Linked DNA regions of Mus musculus: regions 2, 3, 4, 5, 6 and 7 are each linked to region 1. Evidence: chromatin loops called from intact Hi-C (ENCODE). Cell type or tissue: left cerebral cortex. All regions are shown on one strand. Region 1 holds the start of Shisa6 (shisa family member 6). Region 2 overlaps Dnah9 (dynein, axonemal, heavy chain 9). Region 3 holds the start of Dnah9 (dynein, axonemal, heavy chain 9). Region 4 overlaps Shisa6 (shisa family member 6). Region 5 overlaps Dnah9 (dynein, axonemal, heavy chain 9). Region 6 overlaps Shisa6 (shisa family member 6). Region 7 has its middle 40 kb from the start of Pirt.

Region 1 (4,000 bases):
CCGCCACGATGACGAAGGCGATCACCCCGCAAGTGATGTAGACGGTGAAGTTGGTCTTGTCCTTCTCCGGGTCGTACTTGTTCTCGGGCCCCGGCGACACTACCTTGGTGCTGGGCGTCTGCACCCATACGGGGCTTTGGTAGTTGGTGCACTGGCGCTGGTCCAGCTTCTCGTGGCGCTTCTTGCAGCAGAAGCGATAGTAGCAGGTGCCGCAGCAGTACAGGTAGCCGCTCTCGCTGTTGTTGCACTCGAACTCCTTGTCGTACTGGCCGCTCACGTCGTAGTAGCCCCAGCACGTCTCGTAAGTAACAGTCGCGCTGGCCGCCGCCGCCGCCGCCGCTGCCGCTGCTGCGGACTGTCCCCGCCGGCTGCCCGCCTCCGGGACGCCGGACGCTCGGGCGGTGCTGTTTAGTTCGCGGCCGCCTCGGGCCAGGGCGCCCCCAGCACGCCGACCTCCGACGGCTCCCGCGTTCAGGGTCCGGTTCCCGGAGCGGCCGCGGGCGGCGTCTGCGCCGGGCGGCAGGTGCAGGGACGCGAGCGACAGCAGCAGCGACAGCAGCAGAGGCGGCAGCAGGAGGCGGCGCAGCGCCATGGCGGGGCCGGGCGGGAGGGCGCGGGCGGACGCGGGCTGCAGGCCGCTGCCCCGGCGGCTGGCCGGGCTCCGAGGGCGGCCGGGCGGGCTGGAAAGGCGAGACGGACCGGTCAGCGGCGGGGAGATGGCGCCATCGAGGCGCGGGCGGCGGCGGGAGCGCACGGAGCGGCGGGGCGCGGGCTGCGCGGGGCTCTCAGGCTGCGCGCCGGCTCCGCGCTCCCCCTGCGGGCTCCGCGCGCCTAGCGGGCAGCCCCATCCCCCGCCCGCGGCAGCGGCGGCTCCGCGCGACTCGGCTCAGGCCGGCCCCGAAGCGCGGCTCCCGGAGGCGGCGGCAGCGGCGGCGTGGTCCCGTCCGGGCAGGTCCTGCGGGACGAGACGGGGCAGCGGTCACGGGGTGCGGAGAGCGGCGAGCAGCCGGGCGGAGAAGGAGCGCTCAGCCCTCGAGGAGTGCGTCCCGACTGGGACAGTGGCCCGAGGACGCGTGGAGAACCCCTGGGGAAGCCACCGGGCCGCCGAGCCCGGGGACGGTGCTGCCGACTGAGGCTGGGGTCCGGCGGGCAGCCGGGGTGCGCGGCGGCTGCACCTCAGTCACTCACCATGCCGGGCTGCGACTGCAGCGGCGGCGGCGGCTAGGCGGGAGCGCAGCGACCGGAGCGAGTGAGCGGAGCCGGGAACCGCCTGCACTAGTGCCGGAGCGTGTGCGATAGGAGAGAGGGAGACACACGCACTCACACAGCCGCACACGCGGGAGCGCCGCGCGGGGAGGGCGGGGAGGGAGGCCAGCCGCTCGCCGCCGCCCACGTTTCCACGCCTGGGCGCCCGGTTGGGGGACGGCAGGACTTCTCTTTGCCTCTTCCTCTCCCTCCTCCCCACCCCCCGCCTCGAAGCTTCGCGTCACCAACGCCGGGACACCAGTTAAGCGACTAAGATGGCAAAGAGGGAGCTCACCCCCACTACCTTCACCCCGGAGCAAGGCCAGAGTGAGCCCTCTGGAGCCGGCCAGCGGCAGGGTTAAACCTACTCTGACATTGCCCTTCTAGCCCTCTGGTCAAGTATTTCTAACCCTCCCTCACTCCCCCGCTTTACTTCAGCCTGGTCTTTGCGCTACCAGAAAGCAAGTTGGGGTTTCTGCAAGCCTCTGCCTCTCCCTAGTGGTGATGTTCACAGCCAAGATAAGAGGTCAAGCCCATTGCTACAGGTTCCTACACTGAGGCCAGGGGTCAAGTGGCTGTTGGGCCACCTAGTGTGATGAACTTAGGCTCCTTTCTCCTCCATCGCTCGTGCAGGAGTGAGATAGCTCCAGCTCTGGGTGACACCTCGAATTCCCTCTTTCTCCAACTTTTTTTCTAGCATTGAGACGAGAGTTAAAAAATAAATAAAAAGAAATAAATAAATAAAACTACCTGGGTTTTAAAGATTTCTTTGGAAAGCCCTACATTCCTGTCGTTGCTGCTGGAGGAGACAGATTAGAGAGTCCCTTGTGACCAGAGTGAGACCAGGCTGGCTGAAAGGAGACCCACGAGTCTGGCTTTCTAAGCTATGTGGCCACCCCAAGGGGGAGTCAGAGTCTTAGTTTGCTGTGTGTTGTGTGGAGAAGGTGGGAGACCCGAGAAGAGGAGCAACAGCCAGCCCCAGACCGTAGTCCTGAGAACTTTGGTGGGAGACAGAGGCAGGCTGTTAGAATGATAGTAACAGAGAATTTCCCTGAAGTGGTCTACTCAGTCCTGCTCACGATGTGCCTCAAACAAACTCTCAGCATTCAGGGAGTCTGGTGTTAAATGGATGGACTGAATTGGAGCTGAAACCCAGAACCCACGGCACAGAGGGACATTTTTACCTGAGATGGGAAGAGGGGGACTTCTCTGGCCGACCGTTCTAGAAACTCTCCGTGTGCTGCTCATTCTCTATCCCCTCCTCCTTCCTCTTCTTCCTCGGCACTTCCTCCGATTTCCTCGGCTTCGTCTCTTAATGGCTCTGTTAACAATCGTTTTTAGTGCCAATCCTGCCAAGCACACTGGTAAGTGCTAAGATAAGGAATGACAGTCCCTTCTCTCAGGAGTTCCTTTACAGAGGAGACAGTCAAATGACTTCTGCGTGGCATGTTTGTGTCATGACCGAGATGGGCACAGCCTATTCTGCGAGCAGGATACAGGCTTCTAGCATCACCCACGAGGGGAGCAGTGAGGGTCAAATACAGTTCTTGGGGTGCTAATGAAATGCCTGGTGAAGAATGGTTAGGAGTTAGAAAAACAAGACAGAATAAAGATGCTTCCAGCAGAGGCAGGGAAACTGGGAGAAAGAGGGTGGGTGAGCTAAGCATACACAATGGTGAAAGCCATAGGGGGGTTTCTAAACAAGGGCAGCCAGGAGGCACTGTATTCCTGCCAAAGAATTTGTGTTTAACAATGGCTGGGAAAATATTGGTAGGTTTGAATAGAAGATGCCATCAGATTTATAGGTTTGTTTCATCTTCAAGTCTATTGGAAGAGTGAACACTGACTGACCTGGACACAGAGAAAGCAGTCTGGAAGCTGTTGTACCCAGGCACAACATAAGGAAGCCTATGGGGCAGACATGTGAGAGGTGATACCTACTATGGAGATAATATTCTTACATCATCCAGAGCAGGCTCAAGGCAGTTCACAGTGGTCAGGCAAAGTGCCTTTGAGAGGTCTGCCCAGGGCAAGAGCAGAAGACTCGGGGGGCCGGGTAGGGGGGAATAGGCACACTCACTTGGTACTCAGGAAAGTATATTTGAAGAAAACACACACACACACACACACACACACAAACACACACACCTTTCCACCTTCTAATGTAAATACTGTGTGTGGTTTCTAAGCCAGTCTCTTCCTGTCCTCTGGTGTTTCCATCTCCTTCATTAATCCAGAAACCCCATTTGTGCATCTGGCTGCTCTCCGAGGTAGAAGAGTAACTCGTTCTCCCGAAAGACTCTAATGAGATTTTATCAATGACACAGAGAGAAACTGACTAGGTTCCATAGGGGCAATTATGTTGTGAATTCCTAGGTTCTCAGCGACATCAACAGAGTCACAGAAGTAATGTTTAGGTTGGCAAACAAGTTCAAAGTTATTTATTCCAACCCTTTTTGTAATGCATTTGGTTTTTATTGACTTTATTGATAAGCTGCCTGTTCCTTCTTTAGGGTTGACCAGGCGACTTAGCCCCCACCATGCTCCCTCCTAATCCCATCCCATTTTTCCGTTTTGTTTCGACATTAGATTTTTTGACAGTATTTGAAACCTCCTTTATTTGTGGATCTGACCCATTTAAATGTTCCAGAGATGAAGCGTCTTTCCCTAAACCACGCCAACTTTCCTGAGCCCCAAGGCTGTGGGGAAAGTGCCCCAATCCTTATTTTTAAAAAGTGTGTTCCAATTGGTCTGA
Region 2 (4,000 bases), 620 kb before region 1:
AAGAGAGGCCCATTGGACTTGCAAACTTTATATGCCCCAGTACAGGGGAACACCAGGGCCAAAAAGGGGGAGTGGGTGGGCAGGGGAGTGGGGGTGGGTGGATATGGGGGACTTTTGGTATAGCATTGGAAATGTAAATGAGCTAAATACCTAATAAAAATGGAAAAAAAATAAGATTTTTCTCTTAAAAAATAATGCAGTAGTGTACATTTCATCTAGAAAGAATATTATCATAGTTATTTTTACTAATTCCTTACAATAAATACTAAAATCATAAAAAAAAAAAGAACAACTTACATATTAGGGCTTTCAGCTATGCCATTCTCCCTCACTTTCTCTCTCTCTCTCTCTCTCTCTCTCTCTCTCTCTCTCTCTCTCTCACTCTCTCTCTCCCTCTCCCTCTCCCTCTCCCTCTCCCTCTCCTTCTCTCTCTCTCCCTCTCCCTTTCTCTCTCTGACTTATTAATCATGTATGTTACTTATTATGTGTATATGGTCTATATATACGCATGTATGAAGGTGACCAAAGAGGCTAGAAAGTATCAAATCTCCTGGGACTGGCGTTATAGATGGTTACGAGCTGTCTCCTATGGGTGCTGGAGACACATCTTGGATCCTTTACAAGAGAAGAGGCATTATTAACTACTGAGTCATCGCTCCAACCCCTGTTCATTCTCTTAAAAACACAGATGTTAGTCCAGCCTGAGAGTAGAACTGGCTATTTCCTTTTGGGAACACTGTACCTAGAGGCTTTCAAATTACTTAGGAATTAGCTCAAAGGCCAGTACCACATAGAAACTTTCTGATGACTACTAATTAAATTAGTTCCCTTAAACTGTATCTCTTGCATGAATGCACACAAGCACACACACACACACACACACACACACACACACACACAGATAATTATGAGTTTGAGGCCAGCTTGGCCCTGTAGCTTGCTATATTATCTAGTTTCATTTCCTGAAAATTTTTATTAGTAGCTAAAATGACATTATTTCTCGGGTTTTACTTCTCCTTCCTGTGTTACCCTTTACTTGGCTGTAAGCTCTGTAGACAGCTGTATGGTCTTCCTTGGGCTCTGTTGGGTCTTCACACTCTAATCTTATTTGTTATGGACTTGGGCTCCGGAGTGTGTCTTAAATAGTATACGATGGTCTGGGGAGAGTTCTAGGGAGCCTTGGACTCAATCTCACATGTGCTGTGCAAGATTGGTGAGTGGGGTCCCCTTGGCCTATATTATCTAATCTAATTACATCTAAAGAAAGGAAGGAAAGCATGCTCATGAGATGGACTGAACTGTGTTCCCACAAAGGATTTATATGCTAAGACTAATCCTCCGATTGACTGTACAGGAAAGTACTCAGGTGTCATGGAAGGGAGCCCTAGATAGATGGGATTAATGTTCCTAGAAGAAACATAAGAGAGGGGCTCCTAGATCTATACATGTACAAGAGTTTATGTGAGCAGGCAGCTGCCAGTAAGCCAGAAAAAAAAAAAAAAAAAAAAAAGAAGCCTCATAAGGAACCAGCAATATGGTCTCTAGCTCCCAGCCTTTAGAAGTGATAGGACCCAGGTGCTTGCCTTTTATACTGCCTGATATGTACCTTAAACTAGCTAAGACACAACCCCTGCAAAGATGACCCTGTTTCTGTTACCCATGCATATTTTAATCCTACTTGACTTTGGATGGCTCCACGTGAGTAGTGAGATCAGACATTCTCATATAAGAGCCCCAAGCCAGGCCCTGCTCTTGGGGACAGCAAGGTCACCTCTCCCAGCTTTCCCACTTCTGTTCTTCAGCTAAGCACATTCTTCCTTTCCCAAGTGGGTATTCCCAGGTGACTAGGTAGGGTTGGAACTCAACCAATGTCTTGAAGAACCCACTCAACTGGATTCCAGGAGAAACTTGCCCACTCCTGTTCCCCTAGTGGCTACACTGTAGGACCCAGTGCAGGGCACCCCCCTTCTTTCTTTCCTTGGTGAATCTCTGACACACCTTCAGCTGTTCCAGGTCTGGTCTCTCCATGCTGACCACAGCAGCCAGCAGCTGGTCCTCCAGGCCATCCCTGGTCACCGTGAAGTTGATCAGGGTAGCCTGAGCCTGCAGCTCAGGCTGGTAGTGAGGGTTGGCCAGCTTGGTATGAAGGATGAGCCGGAACTTGGGATTGAATTCACACTCCTTGTCTCCAATCTTGATAAACCTGGAACACAAAGGGTCAGATGAAGGAGGGGGTACCTTTGGTAGAATTTTAGATTGTTTTTAAAGAGGAGCACAGTCAATAGTATTATCATATTCTCACGGATTTTTCCTAATTATGTCTAACAACTTCCTAGGACCTTACTTTCCCTTAATGTCAGGAGCAGGTTGGAAGGATTAAGTTTTGTCTCATGCTTCATTTTATAGTGTGAAACTTTAGGCAGAGCGGTTCCCACTGTCAGTATAGACTTGGATATTATGAAAATGTCCCAGCAGATGGCAGCACAGAATATGGCAGAAGGGGCATCTGCTTGCAGTTGGCAGGAAGATCTTCCTAGGCATGCTAGAGGGCTTCCTTTTTCTGGGCTAGAAAGGGAATGTCTTTGATGGGTGAAAATAACTAAACACAGAAGCAGGTTTAACTTGAAACATAGAAGGGTAACTTGGGGACTCTGCAACCAGTAAGGCTCTTGCTAAGCCTTGGACATGGTTTCTCTCCAAAAATCCATGTACTAGAAACCTGGTCTTCCATATGATAGAATGGTTGTATACAGGCATATGTGTGTGTGTGTGTGTGTGTGTATGTGTGTGTGTGTGTGTGTGTGTGTGTGTGTGTGTGTGTGTGTGTGTGTGTATCTGAGAGGTGAGGTCTGGTGGAAGGAAATTGTAAGGGTTAATGCTGTCTCTTTAGAGGGAGTTGGGTCTAGCAGGAGTGGATTAGATTCTGAAAGACTAAGTGTGGACCCTCCACAATCTCTTGCTTTCTGTCTCATCATGTTAACAACCCACACCCACCTACCATGGACTCCCACCACAATGCTATCTGCCAGTTTATGATATTGCAAAACAGCTCTTATTGGATCCAGTTGCTCAACCTTGGGCTTTCTGTTTCTAAAACTGTGAACTACACATATGAATTTTCTTAAGAAAATACCTAGCCTTGAGTCTTTTGTTAAAGCAACAGAAAATAGGTAAGAATGGCCCCAGAATTAATCACACCTTCATGTTAATTAGCATGTCTATCATATGAGATGGAAGCCCTTCTACTTCCTCCCATTTTCTCATTTATATAAACTTCCTCTCTCTACCCTGTACCTGCTAAGCCTTCAGTCACAAATTGACTGGGAGCTGTGTTCTGAGCCTAATACATTTGGCTTGAATAAACTGTATGTCTTAGAAGTCTGTTGGTTTTGTCCATTTTTCCTTAAGGCTCCCCTCAAATTGTGCATTGTAGCCACTAGAAACAGGGCAAGGAGTTGCAGGCTTCTGGAACCCAAGGGCAATGACATGCCCTGCTGCTAGTGGCGAGGAAGGCAGGCCAGCTGCAGTGAACTCCTTGACCTGAGCCCAGGGGAAAAGGTTCTAGAAGTGAGCTCTCCATAGCTCTAACCAGGGCAGTGGACCCACTCTGAGTACAGGGCAGCTGTGCAGCCAAGTCTCACCGTCCTTTCTTAATGACTTCTCTCCCAAGCAGAGGTCCCAGGACGGGATCAATGGACTCCTCAAGGTTCTCAATCAGTACCACATCTCCAGCTTCCAGGGCTCGCTCTATGGTTTGAAGGCAGCTGAGGAGCAAGTTAGGCAGTGTGAGTCCATACCAATGCATGGATCTGAGGCCATTTAACAAGTCCACTGTGCCTCTGAGGGAAGTGCAGTGCTGGGCAGGGAGGCGTAGCTTCCAGAAATGTCTTCAGCTGCTATGTTTTTCTCTACTTAAAATGACATTTATGCTTTTTTTTTTTTTAATTTTTAGGAGTGGATATGACAAAATAAAAAGGAATATGAAAATTAACCATAAACC
Region 3 (4,000 bases), 360 kb before region 1:
TGGTTCAGGAAGTTGAAAAAGCAGAAGCACTGGTCAGAGAGATGGGGGTGCACCCATCACAAAGTGGTGGGGACAGGAGGAGAAAGACTCAAAGAACCCAGAGGCCATGTGACCGGAGCACCTTTTGATTGTTGAAATAATTAAGTGTTAAGTCAAGAGAAACATCGAAAGTCACAAAGAGACAGCTGCTAGGTGACTCCATTCACACAGGTACCTGTAGACTAAAAGAGTCACATTCAGGAAGACAATTTGGAGAATGCTGTTTGGGGAGTGTGAGGACAGGGACATGGGTGTTTTGGGTGAGTGTACTTTCAATCATGTTGGGTAATGGAGGTCTGAAGATGTATCATACTTGGTGTTTATGCCTGACAGCATTGTATTGTGTGGTTAGGAACTCCTGGGTGGAAGGATTTTATGTTGTTGCTTTTTTAAAAAATAAAAATAATACTTTTAAAGAGTATTCTCTATCAGTATTTCACTGTTTAAGTGCCACATCATTCATTCATTTACTCCTTAACTGTATCCTTTTGTCTTCAATCTAAATTACAAAAACAAAAACAAACAAATAAACAAACAAAAACAAAAAACAAAAAACAAAACCCATGGATTTTTGTGCTACATACCTGTACTCTCATCTCTTGGGAGGTGGAGGTGAGAGGATTGGGGGTTAAAGGTCATCCTTACTACATAGCAAGTCAGACCCTGGCCTGGGCTACATGAGGCTACATTATCTATCTCAAAACATAGATAAAGAAAAAAGAAAAAAAGAAAGAGAGAGAGAGAGAGAGAGAGAGAGAGAGAGAGAGAGAGAGAGAGAGAGAGAGAAAGAGAAAATCTCTTAAACTGTCTATTTTATGTATATATGTATGGTCTATGTGCATGTATGCCACATGTGTGTAGGTTTCCATGGGACACAGAAGGTGTCAGATCTCCTAGAGCTGGAGTTGGAGGCTGCTGTGAACTTCCTGACTTGAGTATTGTGAACCAAACTCTGCTCCCATGGAAGTGTGGTTTCATAAGCTGGAAGTCATTTCTCCAGCTCCTAAAGTTACTGTTGATTTCTGGGCTGGATTTCCTTGATTATGTAGTCCTGAGTTGTGCTCAACCCTCTTCACAGACTAGTTTGTGTCTGTCTCTAAGCCTTTAAAAAAATCATTTTATTTTATTTTTATTTTATTTTATTTTTTAAGGCTACATATCCATGTGTGCCTATATAAGTGTATATGTACATATGACTTCAGATAGTCATAGAGTTTAGAAGAGGGCATCAAATCCCCCAGATCTGGAGCTACAGGTGGTTGTGAGCTTCCTGATATGGGTCTTTTGCAAGAACATTATGTACCCTTAACTGCCTCTCCCTTATCAGAACTCAATGTAACACTAAGATTACCGCAGCCCCTGAGACTACATGGATCTGTCTTTCCTCTGAAGCCAAGGACAATTTCCTATCATCCTTTACCAGGGACATGACCTACAGATGGACTTCTGTACAGGTGGTATTCAAACATAACACAGTAATAAGACTATTCAATTTAAAACCATTAAAGCACTTAATGCTAGCCTAGCTTCCCCAGACTCTGAATGCTTGCCCATCCATCCTATTCCTCCTCGGGATTTCCCCTTTCACAGCAACTAGGGAGCTAACATTAGATGTAGCAAGGAAGAGTCATGTCCTGGCTTTACCACTAGGGCCAAAGTTTTAGAGAAGTGTTCACCCTCACTGTCTTCAGTTTCAAATACGTTGAACGCATGATCTGATGAGTGTGTTTGGGAAGCATCTCATGGATGGGAATTTATTTTCCATTTCTGTGCCGTTTCCAGGGCACTAAGCATACAGAACGCCACACAGCTAGTATCTGCACACACTCCTTTCACAACTGGCTAGACCTAGAGAGGGCCAGCCTCTAGAAGCACATGTGCTCAACTCAACTACCAGGAAAGCTTTCTTCCTTTGGGAAGGTCTAATGGGTTCAAGATTCTCATCTAACTACCATTGCGAAAATCCTCTGAGCTCTGAAGGCCCAGAGGCTCCACCTGTATCTCTTTTCCCAGAGGTGGGACAGATTCTTCCCAATGCCTGCTGACCAAAAGATACCCAACTGCTGCCAGCCCAAGGCAGTTCCATAAATGTTTGCATGGTAAATGAAGGACATTAAAATCAAAACCAAATCGCCTCCTTCTAAACTTCTTTGCAAAGGTAGATACTATTTAAAGCAGTGCAGCTCCTTCCCATCCAGCAGACAAACTTTAACTCAAAATTCACCACTTTCTTGTCCTTGGCCCTTGCGTGATGACTTACAAAGCTGCCAGGACTCAGGCATTCTTCACACTATGACTTCCTCTTGAACCAACCCCCTGACCCAAAGCTGGTTCATATTGTGGCCTGGCTTTCACCCAGACTTGTCCCCAGCTGGCACCCAGCAGATCACCAACCAGGGTCTTGGTTTACTGGCAGCCCTGCCCTTCCACTCCCTCCCAGGCTGTGCTCCAATCTCAGCCCTTTTTCTTTCAGACTCCACCACAGACTCCTCCTGTGACCCCGCCCACGTACCAATCCCTCTGCAGCGTCGCCCCACCTCTTTGGTTTTGACCCCGCCCCTCATGCACACGCCCCTCTTCCCCCTTCCCTCCCTTAGACTTCGAGCCTCTGCTAGCAAGGGGCCATCCACCCACCCTCACCTCTGAGAGCAGCGGGGCCAGGTGCTCCAGTGGCACCGCGGGTAGGTCCCCGCAGAGCACCGTGCCGCGGAGGCTGTGATTTCCCGGAGGCTCGGACTTAGTGCGCAAGAAAAAGAGCCCCTTGGCGCGAGCTCGGCTGGGCTCTGGTCCTGCGTCTAGACCGGGTGTCACCACCAGGCCCCCGGGCCCGGACTGAACCACCAGCAGTGGCCGCGGATCCGAGGCAGCGTTGTGATCCAGGAAGGCCTGCAGCAGCCTCCCCGCCTCGGCTGTGCCTGCACAGCGCTCCCAGGTGCCCGCGGCCGGACGCAGGCTCCGAGCCACAAAAGTCCCCAGAAGCCGCAGCCTCGGGTCTCCAGGCTCCTCGTCCCCAGACTCCGCCAGCGCTGCCTGCTCCTTGGCGCCGGGCATCGCGTGTTGCCAGCTGCAGCGTCTGTTTCCCTAGCGACGGGGATGCCAGGCCCTCCTGCCTCTGCTCTCCTTATATTGGGCACTGGACTCTAGCTCCGCCCCACTAAGTTAATAAGGTAGGCAGGGGCTGAGAAGGGGCGGGGTCGCGTCGTTGTTGCTGGGAAACTGGTGGAAGCTCTCACATCCAAGCTGGTCTGGTAGACTAGACGTGCTCTGAAGACTACAGGCACAGGCTTGCGTGGGATTCTTTTGTCTAAGGCCAGATTAAAGTCTTCAGACGCCTCCATACACAAAATGAATAGTTCTCTTACTCTGTCCTAAATATATAATTTAAAAAGTTAATCCCAACGCCAAGGATAATACCATGAATGCAATACAATTTTTTTCCCAAGATAACAACTCAAACACTTTCGGAGAATGCTGTTGGATAGAACTTTTTTTTTTTCCTTCAAATTATGAGCTTCCAGCGACACTCGACCTGTTGGTGACACAGGGCTTAATTGTTTCATTTAAATTTGCAATTAAATAAGCATGCGTGTCTAGCAATCACTTCGAATGTCTCCTCTTCAGACATTTATAATAAATTATTGTAAAAAATAATCTCCAGTACCTTGCTTTGCCTGCACCTTCATTTGCCAAAAGGGCAGCTGTGCTGGACAATGGTCTTCCATGCGAGTGGCCCGAGGTCAATTCTTAAATATACTGAAGTGCTTGTAAATATGCAGCGTGCTCCCCTTCTGACCTGGAAAATTATCACTCCTCATAGGTTTGATCCTTCTCCGTGATCAGAATCAATCACTTGGGTCTTTGTATGCGTGTGTGAACGAAGGAATGGATATGTGTGTGTAAAAAGGAAATGGACACTCAGCCAGAGGCCTTCCGGTCTGCAAGAATCTCCTGTCTGCCCCCC
Region 4 (4,000 bases), 300 kb before region 1:
CCTCAAGCTTTTTAGTTTGTGGGGCTTGCACTGTTTTATCACAGCAATAGAAAGCCTAAGACAAGCATCATAATGTTATCAATGTCAAAAGAGGAAAAAAGAATAAAGAGAGAAGGAAAGAAAGAAGGAAAAAGGAAAAAAGATAAATCTTTAAAAATGGATCTCTGAGTTTGAGGCCAGCCTGGTCTACAGAGTGAGTTCTAGAATAGCCAAGACTACACAGAAAAACCCTACAACAAAGAAATAATGTTACCTGTGTCTGTGTGAATGTGCTGTCTCATCCTAATAGCTAATAGACTGATCTAATTTTGGTACTGGCTAGTCCAGCTTGAGAGCAGCTGTACTGACCATGGAGAATCGGGGTACAGGACCCTAATCCCTTGTAACTGCAATTCACATTCTATCATCTCTATCATCTCTATCATCTCTCTCTCTCTCTCTCTCTCTCTCTCTCTATATATATATATATATATATATATATATATATATATATGTATATATATGCACACATACATGTTATTTTCTTTATTTACATTTCAAATGTTATCCTCCTTCCTGGTTTTCCCTCTGCAGATCCCTTATACTATCCCCCTCCCCCTGCTTCTATGAGGGAGCTCCCCCAACAACCCACCCACTCTTGCCTCAGCACCCTAGCATTTCCTTATGCTGGGGCATCGAGCCTCCACAGGACCAAGGGCAATCCACATTCTCTCCATGGTGCCATGCACCTCCAGGGCAGCTCCCTTAGGCCTTGCTATTTTCCATGTTTGGCAAGCCTCTGTGAGCTACACATTTACCACTGCTTTCTTACTTTAAGTCCTTTCTCAGAGGCTGCCTTAGGAATTTCTAAGCTCCCAGAAAGAGAAACTTGAGCAAAGCCTGCCTATCATACCTTCTTTTCTCCCACTTTCCCTGAGATAGACCCTGAGATTCAAAGTCAGCAGACACACTTTCCAGGCCCAGAGGAAGAGTCAAGAAAGGAATAGAGATGACTAATGGTCACCAGAGTGGATAAACGATGATAACATACTCAGAGTGAGTGGACTCTTGAAGAAAGATTAAGGATAAACACAAGACAGGAGTAAAGGGTAGGTCAGGAAGCAGTGAGCAGTGAGCATGGAGATCTGAAAGGTATGGAGGTTCATGGGAAGGAAACCAAATGCCTCCATGCTTGATTGACATGAGGAGGAGGAGGAGGAGGAGGAGGAGGAGGAGGAGGAGGAGGAGGAGGAGAAGGAACCATAAAAAAGAAGTCAACAGTTGGTTTCCAGGGAGATAGTGATACCATTCCCAGAAATGAGTAGGGAAACAGCAGTCTGGGTGTACCATCTATCCATCTTCTTTGTTTGGAACTCTTCAAAGCCATAGGTCCTGTAAGAGTGGAGCAGGGCCCGGGTTGGGCTAGATGTATAGGTAAATTGTGGTTTCCTATACCTCTTGGCAGAGAGTGTTGCATTACAGAACACAAGAATTCTGTTGTCCCTGGGAGAGAGAGTCACCTTCCTAGGCTGTATCCAAGGATTGCCCCAGGCATGGGAACTCCTGGCTCCTCTCTCCTTCCCTGCCTGCATTATCACCCCCAGAACTGGGGAGCGAGCCAGGGGATTTCAGCCAATAAGCTGGTGTTTGTGCCAGCTTTGTACATATGTGAGGGGGTGAGGGATGCTCTGTATCCCAAGAGATCAGAACATGCTGTACAGAGAAAGCCTCCCTGGCATGGACTAGGACAGATGCCAGGAAGTGGAGTGGGCATGAAGCTGAGAGTGCTGCTCCCTAGACTTGCTTAATAGCCACTAATCCACTACTTCTTGTTTCTTCACTTCTCACCATGCTGGAGAAGAACAGGGTTCCCTCTGAGTCTTGGCATCTTACTGCCAGTGAGGTCATTGCTCAGTTCTCTCTCTTCCAAATGCAGTAGGTTTATATACTATCATCTACCACTTATTCTGAATTTACCACTGATCTAAGGACATTCTGCCTTTTGTCCTGGCTGTGGTTGCTTAAGACCCCCTCAGATCAAGCTTGCCTTTCACTGGGATGCCCTACTTTATTTTTTTCCTTCCCTGATCACGGTCTTCTTTAACTAAAGGCTTGTGACAGTGACCTTGCTACACTTTGTCAGTCTTCAGAGATATCTGCTCTTCCACCTCCCACCCTCGTTCACTCAAGCTTTCCCTGAGCTCTAAGGACTTGACACGAATTGACTTGGGTCATCCCAAATGACTTCAGAGATCTTTGCATCAGTAGACTTGCTTTCTAATTTTCCTGTTTCTCTCCAATAGCATGGTCCAAACTAAGGATCTAATGAATGCTTTCGAGTTGATCAAGTAGATGCAAGTCTTTCCTGCCTCCTTAGTAGTTTCTAATGTTGGTGTTGGGGGAAGAGTACCACCATCCAAGAAAGGATGCAGCCAAGCTCTACTTCAAATATTCTGCAATCTGCTCAAGAACTGACATTGGGGCCCCATCTCTTCCCATTTCCTTGTACCAGCTGGAAGAGAGAAGACAGGAAGAGGTAGGGTACAGAACAGTCCTTCTGTTTGTCCTCTATGGCTGTGTTGGCTCTTCCTGAGGAGGCTTAGCTCAGTAGTTGTTCATTCCAGACTGTTACTGAACAAGTGGAAGCTTTCATTGCCTCCTTTTCTGGCTCTTCTTCCTACTCGCTAATCTGCACAGCATCTCTCAGACTCTCTGCCTCTGCCTTCTATTTCCCCCTTGCAGAATTCTTGCACTGAGGGGCCCCACTTTCAAGCCTCCTGTTACTCTCTTCAAAGATTAATGAAAACATCACTGGCTCCAACCTCAAACGACCTTTAGAACATTTTTTTTTCTTCTACAGCCATAGCCTATTCTATAAGTTCAGATTCAAATTCACTATCTCTAATTCCTGCACGCTGGCTATTTTTCTTATTCCTTAGATGATATCCATAGCCAAGCCTCCATTCTTCCAAATACTCTTGGCTCTCCATTTCAGTTTTCATTGATTCTCATTGAGATAAAAAAATTTTGAATGACAAAACCATCTCAATTCTTAATATGTTCCTGATCTCAGTTTCCTTATTGTCCCCACAATCAACACTATAACTGGCATCTTCCTCTTTGAACTGATCTCAGTTCTATTTTACTTATACCCTACAACCAGAAGCTTCTAAGAGTGTTCCTACTCTCTTAGCATGTGTACACTAGCTCATAGCACTGAAAAAGCATGTCAAAAAGCCCTATTCCCTTTTCCTAATTTAGATGTGCCCTAGCCTCAATGCTAAGGTGCTATACCATATGGCTTGAGAATGGTTATCCCTCTGCTAGGTGCTGACTGGTTTATTTTTCTCTTGCTGTATAGGGATAAACACTGGCCCTAGTACATGCAAGGCAAATGTGCTACCACTGATCTAGCTTTTGTTTTTGTTTTGAGAAAATAGCTAAGTTTCCCAATTTACCCTTGAACTGATTCTCTAGCTCAAACATGCCTTGAAACTGGCAATCCTCCTGCCTCATGTTCCTGATTATCTAAGATTGAACGCCTGCACAATCAGACCTGGCTTTGGATTGATCTATGTTTTGTATATCTCAAGAAACACCTGTTGATCATTATTATTTAATTACTTAAGCTGTCAGAGTGAAAAGACAAGCATGGCGGACAGATCACAGTTTACAGGGCTGTTATGTATTCTACTGAGGTTTGAGAGACTCCAAATTGTTTTTATCTGGGGGATCCAAATGTTAAGTTCTGGTTTTCTGGGAGGAGGTTAAAACCTGACAGGGAAAGATGGTCTTACTATCATTGTCTGTTTGCTAACAGCCCTCTGCTGGGCAACCATCAGCCTCTTCTCTGACAAGAGGATAAAGCTCAACTCAATCTCAAGCTTTGTTAAATATTAATTAGTTTCGGGGATGGTCAAGAAGGTTCAGATAAGTCTTGTTTCACTTCTCAATGGTACCGAAAGGCTTTAAGCAAAAGAGAACATTAATCTCCTTACTATAGATTTATAGAATCTGTGGC
Region 5 (4,000 bases), 410 kb before region 1:
TGCCTTGTCAATAAAAGCTGGAAAAGCCAATAATTAGGCAATAGAAAACATATGCCAGGGCTTCTGCCAGCCAGAGGAGGAGGGAGAGGAAGGAAGAGAGGAGTCACCACAAGGAAGGGGTCCAAAGCGACATTAGCCCAGAGAGCCAGACCATTACAAAAGTGCAAGTATCTCAGTGATCTGGGCTGAGAGGTAGCCATATTATATTAGAGGATAGAATAATGCCTAGTTATTGTGCTTTTAATTTGAAAATAAATCTTGGTCTCTCTGTGTTGTTATTGGGAAGCTAGCCAGGAGAAAGAAAAACAGTCACTGTATTAACTTACTGCATACATTTCTAATAATATACATTCCTTTACAGGTGGTGCCACTGCAATCAGAGAAGAATAGAAAGATTTCAATGATCTTTGGCGGTGGGGATGGAAGCTTTGTCTTACCTCCAGGCACATACAGAAAAAGATATTGATAACTGCTCTCACACTAACCTTTGAGTAGCTCGTGGAATTCATTATTCAGTCATTGCACATTGACTGGGTACATGCCATGTGCTGTGCTGGGAGAATAAATTCATGAATTAATAACCCATGATAAACCCAGCTAGTGGGGAGACCGCAGGAAGACGAGTAGAACACAGTACAGCAAAAATCAGTCTTAGAGAGTTGCCTTGGGTGTCAGGCATCAGATGGCAGGAATAAGGTGATCAAAGAAAGTCTCATGGGAGAGATGATGGAGCAAACCTTGACTCGGTCTCATGGCTGAGCAGAGGCGGTGTGATCAATCCCATTGGAAGCCATGGAGAGGTGTGGAAGTTGGAAACAGCCTGACTGAACTGGGAATAAAGGGTGAATGGTACATTGTAGACTGAAAGGAAGCAAGAACTGGGGAGCAATGGGGACCCCTGAGAGGTTTTCAAATGAGGCTATAGTGACATCATTGGATTTGGCTAGTGTGTGCATCAAGGGATACAAATAAGAAGGGCTGTCAGGAAGCTGCTACAGGTCAGTCCGGAGCAGATGTAGGTTTTTTTTTTTTTTTTTTTTTTTTAAAGAATCCAGTGATGAAGATATGAAAGGGTAAATACATTTAAGATATTTACAGGGTAAAGGGTAGATGTGTGGATCCCTGGCAGGTAGAGGAGCCCAGGAGTCTACTTGTCTAACCCAATGACAAGCAGTATCTGAATTTGAGCTTTTATACCTATACCTTACTCTCTAGAGCCAGGAGAAAGAGCAACAGCAAAAGAAGAAGGCAGAGCCATATTAGAAGAGGTAGCTGTAGACCCAGAACTTCTAAAAGATACACTGGGCTCCAGAGAAGGCACAATTATGAGCCCATGTGAAAATACCATTCTTTCTTATGCTTTCTCTCTAAAAGGATGAAGGACATATTTTGGAACTAAGTTTGCTCCTTGCAGTATAAACTATTGCTTTCTGTTTACTAAGCAGCAACTGCCGATTCTAGGCTTCTCAGAACACCACTCCATCTCACAAGGTTCATAGACCTAGGAAAGTGACACTAGGAACATATTTGTGTCCAGAATACAGCCACATTCTCCCAGAGACTTGTTCTCAAGGCCCTGTAATACTGTACTCACAAGTAGCGGGGCTATACCATACACTACACAATGAGATTTCATAGAGGATATGAAATATGCCCTATGAACAGCAAAAGGCATGGATGTTGGGGTATAGAGGTGAGGGGGTATGGGAATGTGGGGGTAATGGGGACTTGGGGGGGTGGAGTAATCTAAAAGAAGATGCAATCCTAGAAGCTGCTTACTCTTCTAGCAGGGAGAGCAAGTCTTCGTATTTTTGTATCATTCGCTTTCCTTCAGCAGATTGCAAGTACCTATCAATTCACAAGAAAAGGGGAGAAAAAGATATACAATTAGAAAAGGCCAAAATATTACCATCTATCAAGGCTACAGGCTACAGAGAAGGTATTGATAATTGGGGTCCTGAGGCAACAGGATCATGTGTCCCAGGCCTCCCTGGGACAAATACAGGGATCTTGTGCATCTCAAGAAATAAAACAACAATATCAAAAGACAAAGAAACCGGAGATGGAACAGCCTTTTGGGTTAGTTTTCAAAAGGCCTTGAAAGAGATTGCATTCTCCTCCCTGAACATCTTCCACAGGCCACTAGGGGGCAGCCACACTTTCTAAAATTCCGGCAGAACCCCAAAAGGCAAGGGACAGTGTGATGTCTGTTGCTGTGTTTCCACCAACTGCTGTCCTGGCTAAGCCGGTCATATATACACCAGGTAGATGAATTTTCACAAAACATGAATAAAAAGAAAGTTGAGGGACTAAAGAAAAATTCTAGGTGATGTTGTTTTCTGTGTATGAAGAAAAACATCCTTAAAACATTACCTATATGTATATGTGCTTATCACAATGCTTCATATAATAATATATAGGTAATAGATACATGATGACCAGTAGGTAGGTAGATAGACAGGTAGATAGATAGATAGATAGATAGATAGATAGATAGATAGATAGAGACAGACAGACAGACAGACAGACAGACAGACAGACAGACAGAGATCCCCTTTCCCTAGATAGGTACAAACAAAGGGTTTCTAAAATCTAACTAGGAGGACACTTGTTCAGAAACATTGCTATTCTATGACATGTTTGCATGAGGCCTGACCCACCTCTCTCCTTCTAAAATGTGTACACACACACACACACACACACACACACCCCTGCATGCAGAAAGCATCCACAAACACCGTTTTCTCTCACAGGCATGTCAGAGGCTCCTGCCTGGATGCTGAGGACCACAGAAGAGAACAGAGTCGACCCTGCAATACTCTTAGCCAGTGTTCCCCACTGCTTTTGACACTGGCTGCTATCGTAAATAAATGCCCAGTTCCTGGGGAAAACTGGTGAAGTCTCTTTAATTTTCAAATACCTTCACACTAACTGTATGGAGTCTGTTCTTTGTCCTGCTAGCAAAACAAGGCAGCTTATTGCTAAATCCTTAACATCCGTTCTCTCCATATGCCAGCACAGGTCTCTTCATGTGATCCCCAGAGCCGTCCGCAGAACCCTCCTCGCTCCTGCAGAGAAAGCACTGGGTTTCTTTGTTCCCTTTGGTGCTAAATGAGCAGCAGTATCTCAGAGTACTCCGGACCAGGCAGGTGGCTTGTACCTCGTATTCCCGATCTCCCCCACATCCTGCAGGATTTCTATAGACCTCACAATGGCCTCACAAGTCTCAGACTTGGATCTGGAGAGCCTGAGGCAAAGGTGCACACGGTTTACTTCACGAAGTGTCAGGCTACGCTGCCTAGTAGGTCTGAGGGGTCCTCAGACGCAATGCAATGTTGCTTCCATTTCACTTTTTGCTAGAAACCTACAGCATTCTCTCTCTCTCTCTCTTTTTTTTTACATTCTCTTTTTATCATGTTTTTAATTTTATGTGCATGAATGTTTTGCATGTGTACATGCCTGTGCACTGGCGTCAACAGAACCAGACGAGGGCATTGGACCGAGAGCCATCTAGCATATAGTCATGTTCTTTATGGTGAAACCCCAGGGATAAAAATTAGCTGAGGTGGGGACTCCATGCCTGGGTGCTTCTTAGGAGCTGTGCTCCTTGCAGGATGCACTGAAGCCTCTGATACTACCAACCATCAGCTCATTCTACCCACTACTCAGCCAGCCCTATTCCTTCTGTCCTTTAGCTCCCAAGAGCATCCTTTGCTGTCTCTGCTTCTTAAGAACCAGACCTATGACAGCCATGCAGTTCCTATGCCTGGAAGCAACCTTGACTCCTTCTTGCATGTCTTCTGTATTTGGCTCTAAGGCAGTGACTCTCTATCTTCCTAATGCTGTGACCCTTTAATATAGGTCCTCCTGTTGTGGTGATCCCCACACACCCCAAACCATAAAAATATTTTCATGTTTCCTACTTCATTATTGTAATTTTATTGTTGTTATGAATCATAATGTAAATATTTGATATGCAGGATATCTGCTACGTAGGATA
Region 6 (4,000 bases), 290 kb before region 1:
TGGGTCTCCTTGGAAGGGGTGCCTGCCACCTGCTGTGGTCCATTTCCTTAGGGTAGCAGGGCTCCTCTGTATCCAGAGATGCTGAGGCCAGTTTGTTCAGCCTCTGGTTATTGTAATCACTACAAAAGGATCATTTAGCATCCTCTGCTTAGCTCTAGGAAGCCAATCCTCCTCCTGGCACTGAGGCAAGCCCAAGTGTGTCCACTTGAGCTCTTTAAATCTTGCTCGTGAAAGACAAACTTAAAAAGTCTGGCAGTTTCCTGGAAGTGGGATCAGGTGGGAGCCTCAGGAGGTATGGGGTAGAGCTGTGAGAGGGTACATGAGACTTGACCTCTGTCTCTGTACCCTCCTACTGAATTGAAGCTAGCAATTCAATGGGCTCCCTATGGAGGCATAATGTCTAGGCCACTCTCCCAGAACTGGGCTTGTTGTGGAATTCATTTGCAGATTTCATATTCCTTTTTTTTTTACCTGGGCACTCCACCCTCCACCCTCCAGATTTCTAGTCTAGGCCTCCTAACTCTTTTACTGGGTAAATTTCAAAATATAACTCAAAGAAAAATAACTGGGACAGACAATGTCATCTAACATTTCAAGGATGTACAACACTCTGGAAACCCCAGAAATATCCTGGAACAAAGATGGCCATCCCAGGACCTGCATTTATTCTGTAATATTAGAAGTGTATCAGACACACAATGATATTTCCCTCTAGGCAATAAAATATCTGGTATTTACAGCCATGCTTAATTTTCATGCTTATTATATACATTATATTAAGGGAAGAAAGCTCTAAGTATGGGGGCTGACTTAAGAATCTACACACATTACTATTCTAGGATCAGTACAGTTTTGTTGTGATTTAACAAAGATTATCTGCCTGCCAGTCTGTCTGTCTATCAATAACAAGTCTTTTTCATTCATTTATTTATTTATCTATTTATTTACTTTACATCACAAATTATATAATTTTCACTGTTGCCCTTTTCTTCCTGGTACCCCCTTCACATAGCCCCTCCCTGACCCCACTTCCCCTTCTCCTCTGAGAAGAGAGAGTCTTTCCTGGTATTCCCCTACCCTGGCAAATCAAGTCTCTACAGGACTAGCCACATCTTCTCCCACTGAGGCCAGACAAGGCAGCTCAGTTAGGGGAATAGGATCCACAGGCAGGCAAGAGATTTAGGTACTACCCCTGCTTCAGTCATTGGAGGACTCTCATGAAGATAAAGCTGCACAGCTGCATATGGGTTGGGGTGAGGTGGCTAGGTCCAGCCCGTGTATGCTCTTTGGTTGGTGGTTCAGTTTCTGGAAGCCCCTAAGTGTCCAGATTGACTCTGTTGGTCTTCTTGTGGAATTCCTACCTGCTTTGGGTCCCTTAATTCTTCCCCCAACTCTTCCATAAGACTATCCTAGCTCCGTCCAGTGTTTGTCTGTGGGTCTCTGCATCTGTTTCAGCTAGCTGCTGGGTGGAGCCTCTCAGACACATCTATCTGACTTATTCACCATAATCTATCATATTCTCTATTAGAATTGCTTAAAGAATTTCATATATGGGTACTTTGCCTGAATGTATGTCTGTGATCCACATGTGTGCAGTGCCTGTAGAAGCCAGAAGAGGACACTGGATCACTTGAAACTAGAGTTACAGAGCACTGTTAGCTGCCATCGTGAGGCAAGAAGACAACATGCTTTTGATCTGGATCTTTAGGCTGGAAGCACTTTGGATTCCGGTCTTGAGGTGGGATGACACACCTTTAATTTAGATATTGCAGCACACCTTTAGTCTGGGCCATATCTTCTGCTGGAGGCCTACATAAGGACAATATAAATTCTGACATAATGTTTTCACCTCCTGAGCATCTGTTGGATGGATAAATCAGGCTGTTATATGGGGCAACTGGGCAGATGTGAAGATGCATTAGACACAATCCACATTGTCAATAAATATATTTAAGTGGATATATATATATATACACACACACACACACACATATATATATATATATATATATATATATATATAATTATAGAGAGTATAAAATGGTTTGAAATTTGTTGATGCAGTGAGAATGATCAAGGAAAGCGTTAATAAATTAACTGAGGTAATATGAAAGAGTTGTGTGTATAATTGTGTATGTGAGAGAGTGTGTATGTGTGTGAGCATATGTGTGAGTGTGTGTGTATGTGTGTATTTGAGTGTATGTGAGTGTGTAAGAGCATATGAATGTGTTTAAGTGTGTGTGAGTGTGTATGTATGTGAGAGTGTGTGCATGTGTGTGAGTGTTTATGTGTGTTTGAGTGTGTAAGTTTGTGTGTGTATGACTAGCTCTGCTGCTGGGAGAGCTTCAACTTCCAGTCTCTTCTAAAGCTTGCCCCACTTTTATCCCAGTTCCCACCTCCCAGATGATGCTGACCAAGTCCTAACACACATCACTACAAACTTTATTCCCTTCTACATCCTCAGTAGCAGAATTCCTCTTCTATGTCATTGATTCGCCATCCATCTGATTATGAGAATCTCTTCTTATTTCTCCTATTTTCTAACTCCTTCATATTTCTTCTGCTTGAATTTCACCAAGCATTGTTTACTTTAAGTTGGACTTTAGTTATTACAAGTAATGACTGTATGTGATTTTTTTTTCAGTTCAGAGTGATGTATTGATATGTGTTTATATTGTGAGGTGATTTAATTGGGCTAATTTAGACAGTCATTATTTTTGTATAGTTACCAATTTTCTCTAGTTGGAATATTAAGAATCTCATCATCAATTTTGAAACATGCCAGATGGTGTTGACACACACCTTTAATCCCAGCATTTGGGAAGAAGAGGCAGGAGGATCTCTAAGTTCTGGATAGCCTGATATACCTATATGGAGTGAGTTTCAGGACAGCCAAGACTACACAGAGAAACCTTGTCTTCAAAAATCAAATCAAAACAAACAACAAACAAGGAACACCCTGTGCTCTTAGAAAAAAATGGGTGATGGTGGTGGTGGTGGTGGTGGTGGTGGTGGTGGTGGTGGTGGTGATGGTGGTGGTGGTGGTGGTGGTGATGGTGGTGGTGGTGGTGGTGGTGGTGGTGGTGGTGATGGTGGTGGTGGTGGTGATGTTGGTGGTGGTGATGGTGGTGGTGGTGGTGGTGGTGGTGGTGGTGATGGTGGTGATGGTGGTGGTGGTGGTGGTGGTGGTGGTGGTGGTGATGGTGGTGGTGGTGGTGGTGGTGATGGTGGTGATGGTGGTGGTGGTGGTGGTGGTGGTGGTGGTGATGGTGGTGGTGGTGGTGGTGGTGGTGGTGGTGGTGGTGATGGTGGTGATGGTGGTGGTGGTGGTGGTGGTGATGGTGGTGGTGGTGGTGGTGCATACCTTTAATTTTGAAGTATGAATGGACTAGGATCATTATTAATTATAGTCCACATTCTGGGTAATAAGTCCTCAAATCTTACTCAAAGTCTATGGCATTGATTCTATACACAAAATTCTATAGGTGTTAATGTTATCAGTGTAAAAAACCAAATAACATGGTAAATTATGGGGTCTAAATTTTTTATAGACATTACTTGAACAATTACAGCAACTCCAAAGGATAGAAACTGATATCATCCTCATGGCACAGAGAAAAAGACCTGGCCTTGATGTGGCCACTTGCTCAGGTCACATGGCCAGGAAGGGCTTGGCTGGTGCTGCAGACAGTCCCATTGCAGACACTCATGTCACCCACACTAACCACATAAGCATTGTTTCTGTTTGCCAGCCCTGCACTTGATCTTGTCATGGTCACATTCTATTCAAATCAGGTTTTAAGACAACTGGAAAGACTTTATTGGTCTCCTGGGAACCTTGCCCATATGAATACTGTAATAAAATAACAAACTTCAGTTGATATTGTCAGTGAGAAGAAAGAGCAATTACTCAGTTCCCTGCTTGCTGTCCAATTCTACCTTCACTTGTCAGACTGAGAACTGTCTACCAGCATCACAGAGTTCTGCTCCATAGCCATGA
Region 7 (4,000 bases), 340 kb after region 1:
ACAGCATCTGCAACAGTCTACTGGAAACCGCACACTAGACTACTTCTTCTGAGGCCTGGAACACATTGCACATTTTCTCACAAAGTTGTCTCGCTTTTCCCTCTTCCAAAGGTCTCATGTCAGCTCCTCGGGTCTTATTTCTCCCTTATTCTCCTCCCCTCTGTCTCTTTTCCTCTTCCTTCTTTTCGAGAAGAGAAGAGAACCAACAATTTATTTCCGTGGACACCCATGCCTTCAGGGTCTCACCTTCAACCCTGAGCATCTTATCAAGGTTTTCTCCAGGACAGAGGCAATTTTCCTTTTCAGAGAGAGATTCTGGAGCGAACTGCTAAAATAAAATTCATTATTCAGTTGGTGACACCAATAACTAAGAGGTCTCTCCTTGCATTTTTTAAAAGCTGGTATGTTTGTTTATCTGTGCGTCATAGGGTTTCTACAGGATAACCTATACTGGGAACTACAGAAGTTGAGTTCCTGCATTTATTATGCCTCCTCTAGTGTTTGTCTCTCCTTGACTTTCAGCCTCCAAGACATCCTAATGATACAAACTTTATTTGGGCTGAGACTGCAGAATATCTTGCCACCTCCTGATCCCAACCTCTGAGCAATGACTTTCAGGAAACACACATACTGAAATGTGCTTTGAAATAAAGGCTTTATTTTGTCCCATTATCCTCCCTAGAACCTAGCAGAGAACCTGAGATGGGAGTGATGTGCTCACTCAACATGAGCACCCAGTCATGTCCAAAGTTTCTATGTTCTAGGTAGTCTTTGAAAGTACATGAATAACAAAAAAATTAAGCCCTTAAATTCAAAAACGTGTCTATACCGAATGACACTGACATTCGTGGATATAGGTCCTGGAGACAGCCTTAATGCATCTTCTTGGGAGGTTCTTATCATCTTTGCAAACACTACATGTCAGGTGGCAGTGGAACCTATACTTGGCTCTTGCTTGTATCATGCCCTTGGCCAGTGACTGGGCTATACGTGTCTACTGTTGTAGGTCCTGCTTGGCTTTGAGCTGACTCATGGAGCTGACTTGGGTCAGTAAGATGGTGGTGAGAACAAGGGAAGATGAAGTTTGTGGGGTGGAATTGCATGTAGGGTTAGGCATTTGCACATCTCCCACCACCATCAGGCAAGTCTGGACTACCCTGCTCAGGCAGAAGGGAGGGCCCTAGCTAGGCACCTCAGCAAAAGGCTAATTCAGATTGACCAGGTAGCCAGAGAGGTTTGCAGAACCCAGGACTAAGTGCCATCTGACTCCAGATACATAAGAAAAATGTACTCATTAGGAAGCTATTCCGGTTTTATGGTTATTTTTATGCAATATTACTGTAGTAGTAGTAGATAAATGATATAAAATTTTTAAGATATCATGGAACACCTAAAGTGGCCCGAGTAAGCACAGAATAGAATGAGAGGAGGTGTTGTGTGTTAATTCCCTTGGTAAGACTGCAAACATTTGGAGTGTTCAATACAAGACCACTTTTCAACACCTGAGTGAGAAATCTTAAATGTTTCCAATATTTGAAATTTTTGATAAATTAAAGCTGAAGATACAAGGGCCGGAGAGATGGCTCCGTGGTTAATAGCACTTCCTGCTCCTGCAGAAGACCCAGATTTGATTCCCAGCACCCACATGGTAGGTCACAAACATCTGTAACTTCTGTTCCAGGGAACCTAATCCCTTCTTCTGACCTTCATGAGCACCAAGAACACACATGGTGTGTACATACATACATACATGTAGACAAAATATTCATAAAATAAATACATCTAATTTTTAGAAAGGTAACGTTGTCAAATGCAGATTCATTAAAGGTGAGGACAAAATGTGGGATAAGTTAAATATTTCTCATGTAATAAGTATTCCTCATGCAACAGATTGAGCCTTTTAACATTGGGTGGGGGGCAGAATAACCCTGCATGCAGCCTTATTTGGATATAACATTAAATGCCTAAGCATGCCCTTCATAAATGTGAGATTTGAAACTAATGGCCTCTGTGCTGCCCTGTTCCAGTCCAGTCTAAAATTGAGGGTGTGAAGACAGAGGAGATGTTGGTGAGAACTGAGATTTAATAATGACTCTTGGAGCTGAATTAAGTAATGAAGTAACTGAGTTGATAGCAAGGAGAAAGTGCACCCTGATTTATCCAGGGTCCTCCCAAAAGAACCCCCACAGACCCCTGGAAAATCCCTCAACCACAGCTACAAGGCTTGATGCATGAACCCCCATCTTGGCCATCTTGGCTACCAAAAAAGCTTTGGACCATCCCACCAGCACCTCAGAACAGTTTTCAAGTCTCTTAAGACCTAACAGCAAGAAGCAGGGTTAATACCAGTATCACATCGCCACCTAATGGTCACTCTTGTAAAATCATAATCTCCATTTCTGATATTTATGAGCCTCCTTGGAGGCAAAGGCTGCTTGCTAGTCGGACCTAGAAATTCACACACACACACACACACACACACACACACACACACACACACACACGAACACGCAAGCATGGGCACACGTATGAGCATGCACATGATGCACAAACAGGTCTATACAAGATTCTTTATACACATCCTGGCATGAACCATTACATAGTGACTGCAGTTATTAACACCATTATTTTATTATTGCCACACTACTGTAGAAATACCTGGCTGAGGCTTTGAAGTTAATTGGGTTTAGGGGAAATTAGATTTTTAAGAGATATTAAGAATCCATGTCTTCCTAGATTTCATTCAATAAACAGGCACTAAATGTTTAGTGCACACCAGCACTGCACTATGTAACTGAATCCAAGTGGAAAAGATATTAAAACAGCTACATTGTAGCACCCTGCAGTACAGCATCTCCAAAGCTGAAGAGGAGGTGGGCATTCAGGCAGCCCACTCTCAAGTGCTGTAAAGAGACACTTCCCCACAGTGTCAGAGTGGTGGTGATTGCTGGGCACATGCTGCAGCTTCCTGCCATCCAAATCTCGACCATGGATGCTACCGTGGTCCTGCAGGCTGGAGTCTGATGTCGGCCTATCTTCAGCACTTTGAAGAGTTCTTGGTTTTAAAGCGGCAGGTGGGAAACTTCCTTGCAATGAAGAGACCGTAGGTTTATAAAGAGTGATCATGCGGTAGGGCTTGGGATGATGGAGCAGGAGGATGTCTGTGAGTGTTTGGGTGGCTCCTTGGTGTCCCTGCATTGGTGTCATTGGTGGGTGGGCCTCACGTTAGCCTTGAAGGCTGAATGGGTTTGTGAAAGGTACACTCTTCCTTTCTGTCATCTGCTACACCCACTGGATTTTTATTACCAACCATGTTCTTCAGACCCCTCCTTTGGACTCCTTGCCAGACCTGGATTCATTTCTGTAGGCTTACACACTTTTTCCACTACTGAAAGTTGCTCTGTTCCACCTCATTCTCATACGTGGTTGGCACTCTGCATGTACCTGCAGGTCCCCAGCGCCCCCCTCCCCCAATCAGCCATTGCATGCTGGCAGCTGTACAACCCAGGAGACTGTGTTGGAGGACAGCTTGTTTATTGAAATGACAAGGCTAGCTTATATAGCTCGAGTCAGGGAGAGAAGGGGAGAAAAAAGTACAAGGGAGAAAATGCACCTAATTTGCATATGAGGACCTAATTGAAAACAGGCAAACCTTAGTGACACACCATTCAAATAACAAATCATTCAGGAGGAAACAGGGACTTTCCAAGCATATCAGTTAGATCATGTGCCTGCCACATGATCTCTGAGAAGCTAGGTTTCTGGTGGGGAAACAGAAGACTACCTGCTCTATCATGATGTAGCCTTTGTCTCTATGGGGTTGAATAGGTCCAAACCTGACTTGGGTAGGGAGTGACCTCACTCCTGCCATGTTCCAGGTAAGGGCAGCATTCTACTGTCCCTCATCTGGCTTGAGAATCCACATCTCCTCCTTTGTTTTTTTTATATTAGTGCTGCATCATTGTCGTATGACACATGTGTCAGCGTGAGAATAGCTTAA

Evidence for each region. Peaks named below come from ENCODE experiments on the same cell type or tissue, not always from the same donor. Only the 100,000 strongest peaks of a DNase experiment are listed, where the experiment ranks them.
Region 2: a loop joins it to region 1, with 3 times the contacts of the local background. A loop is called at or near these places in 2 of 42 quality-filtered maps.
Region 3: it touches region 1 in a loop (4-fold over the local background); 2 of 42 quality-filtered maps call a loop at or near these places.
Region 4: it touches region 1 in a loop (2.0-fold over the local background); 2 of 42 quality-filtered maps call a loop at or near these places.
Region 5: it touches region 1 in a loop (6-fold over the local background); 6 of 42 quality-filtered maps call a loop at or near these places.
Region 6: a loop joins it to region 1, with 2.4 times the contacts of the local background. A loop is called at or near these places in 2 of 42 quality-filtered maps.
Region 7: it touches region 1 in a loop (4-fold over the local background); 2 of 42 quality-filtered maps call a loop at or near these places.

Annotation. Positions count from the first base shown.
Region 1 is chr11:66,525,373-66,529,372 of GRCm38, forward strand. It overlaps Shisa6 (shisa family member 6), which reads right to left and starts at 754. Exons shown (of 5, transcript NM_001034874.3): 1 at 1-754. The coding sequence starts at 592. In left cerebral cortex, CTCF peaks have their summits at 1,755 and 2,091; DNase peaks (open chromatin) are centred at 163, 495, 1,379, 1,679 and 1 more place; H3K4me3 peaks cover 1,713 bases.
Region 2 is chr11:65,903,199-65,907,198 of GRCm38, forward strand. Dnah9 (dynein, axonemal, heavy chain 9) reads right to left here. Exons shown (of 69, transcript NM_001099633.1): 54 at 3,642-3,764; 55 at 1,999-2,203. Among named protein-coding and RNA genes, the nearest start is that of Zkscan6, 98 kb to the left of the region's middle. In left cerebral cortex, a CTCF peak has its summit at 2,475 (motif pointing right); a DNase peak (open chromatin) is centred at 2,489.
Region 3 is chr11:66,165,378-66,169,377 of GRCm38, forward strand. Dnah9 (dynein, axonemal, heavy chain 9) reads right to left here and starts at 3,174. Exons shown (of 69, transcript NM_001099633.1): 1 at 2,680-3,174. The coding sequence starts at 3,090. Gm12296 (predicted gene 12296) reads left to right here and starts at 2,658. Exons shown (of 3, transcript NR_153847.1): 1 at 2,658-3,206. In left cerebral cortex, CTCF peaks have their summits at 1,718 and 2,912; DNase peaks (open chromatin) are centred at 2,530 and 3,186; H3K4me3 peaks cover 1,349 bases; H3K27ac peaks cover 378 bases.
Region 4 is chr11:66,220,693-66,224,692 of GRCm38, forward strand. All of the region lies in intron 3 of Shisa6 (shisa family member 6), which reads right to left. The region is part of intron 1 of Gm12296 (predicted gene 12296); the gene reads left to right. Among named protein-coding and RNA genes, the nearest start is that of Gm45945, 51 kb to the right of the region's middle. In left cerebral cortex, no CTCF peak of the experiment used is centred here; a DNase peak (open chromatin) is centred at 1,641.
Region 5 is chr11:66,120,047-66,124,046 of GRCm38, forward strand. Dnah9 (dynein, axonemal, heavy chain 9) reads right to left here. Exons shown (of 69, transcript NM_001099633.1): 11 at 1,780-1,848. Among named protein-coding and RNA genes, the nearest start is that of Gm40027, 24 kb to the right of the region's middle. In left cerebral cortex, a CTCF peak has its summit at 2,144 (motif pointing right); a DNase peak (open chromatin) is centred at 2,158.
Region 6 is chr11:66,235,136-66,239,135 of GRCm38, forward strand. The region is part of intron 2 of Shisa6 (shisa family member 6); the gene reads right to left. The region is part of intron 1 of Gm12296 (predicted gene 12296); the gene reads left to right. Among named protein-coding and RNA genes, the nearest start is that of Gm45945, 37 kb to the right of the region's middle. In left cerebral cortex, a CTCF peak has its summit at 1,633 (motif pointing right); no DNase peak of the experiment used is centred here.
Region 7 is chr11:66,869,545-66,873,544 of GRCm38, forward strand. No RefSeq gene overlaps it. Among named protein-coding and RNA genes, the nearest start is that of Pirt, 40 kb to the right of the region's middle. In left cerebral cortex, a CTCF peak has its summit at 2,351 (motif pointing left); DNase peaks (open chromatin) are centred at 5 and 2,353.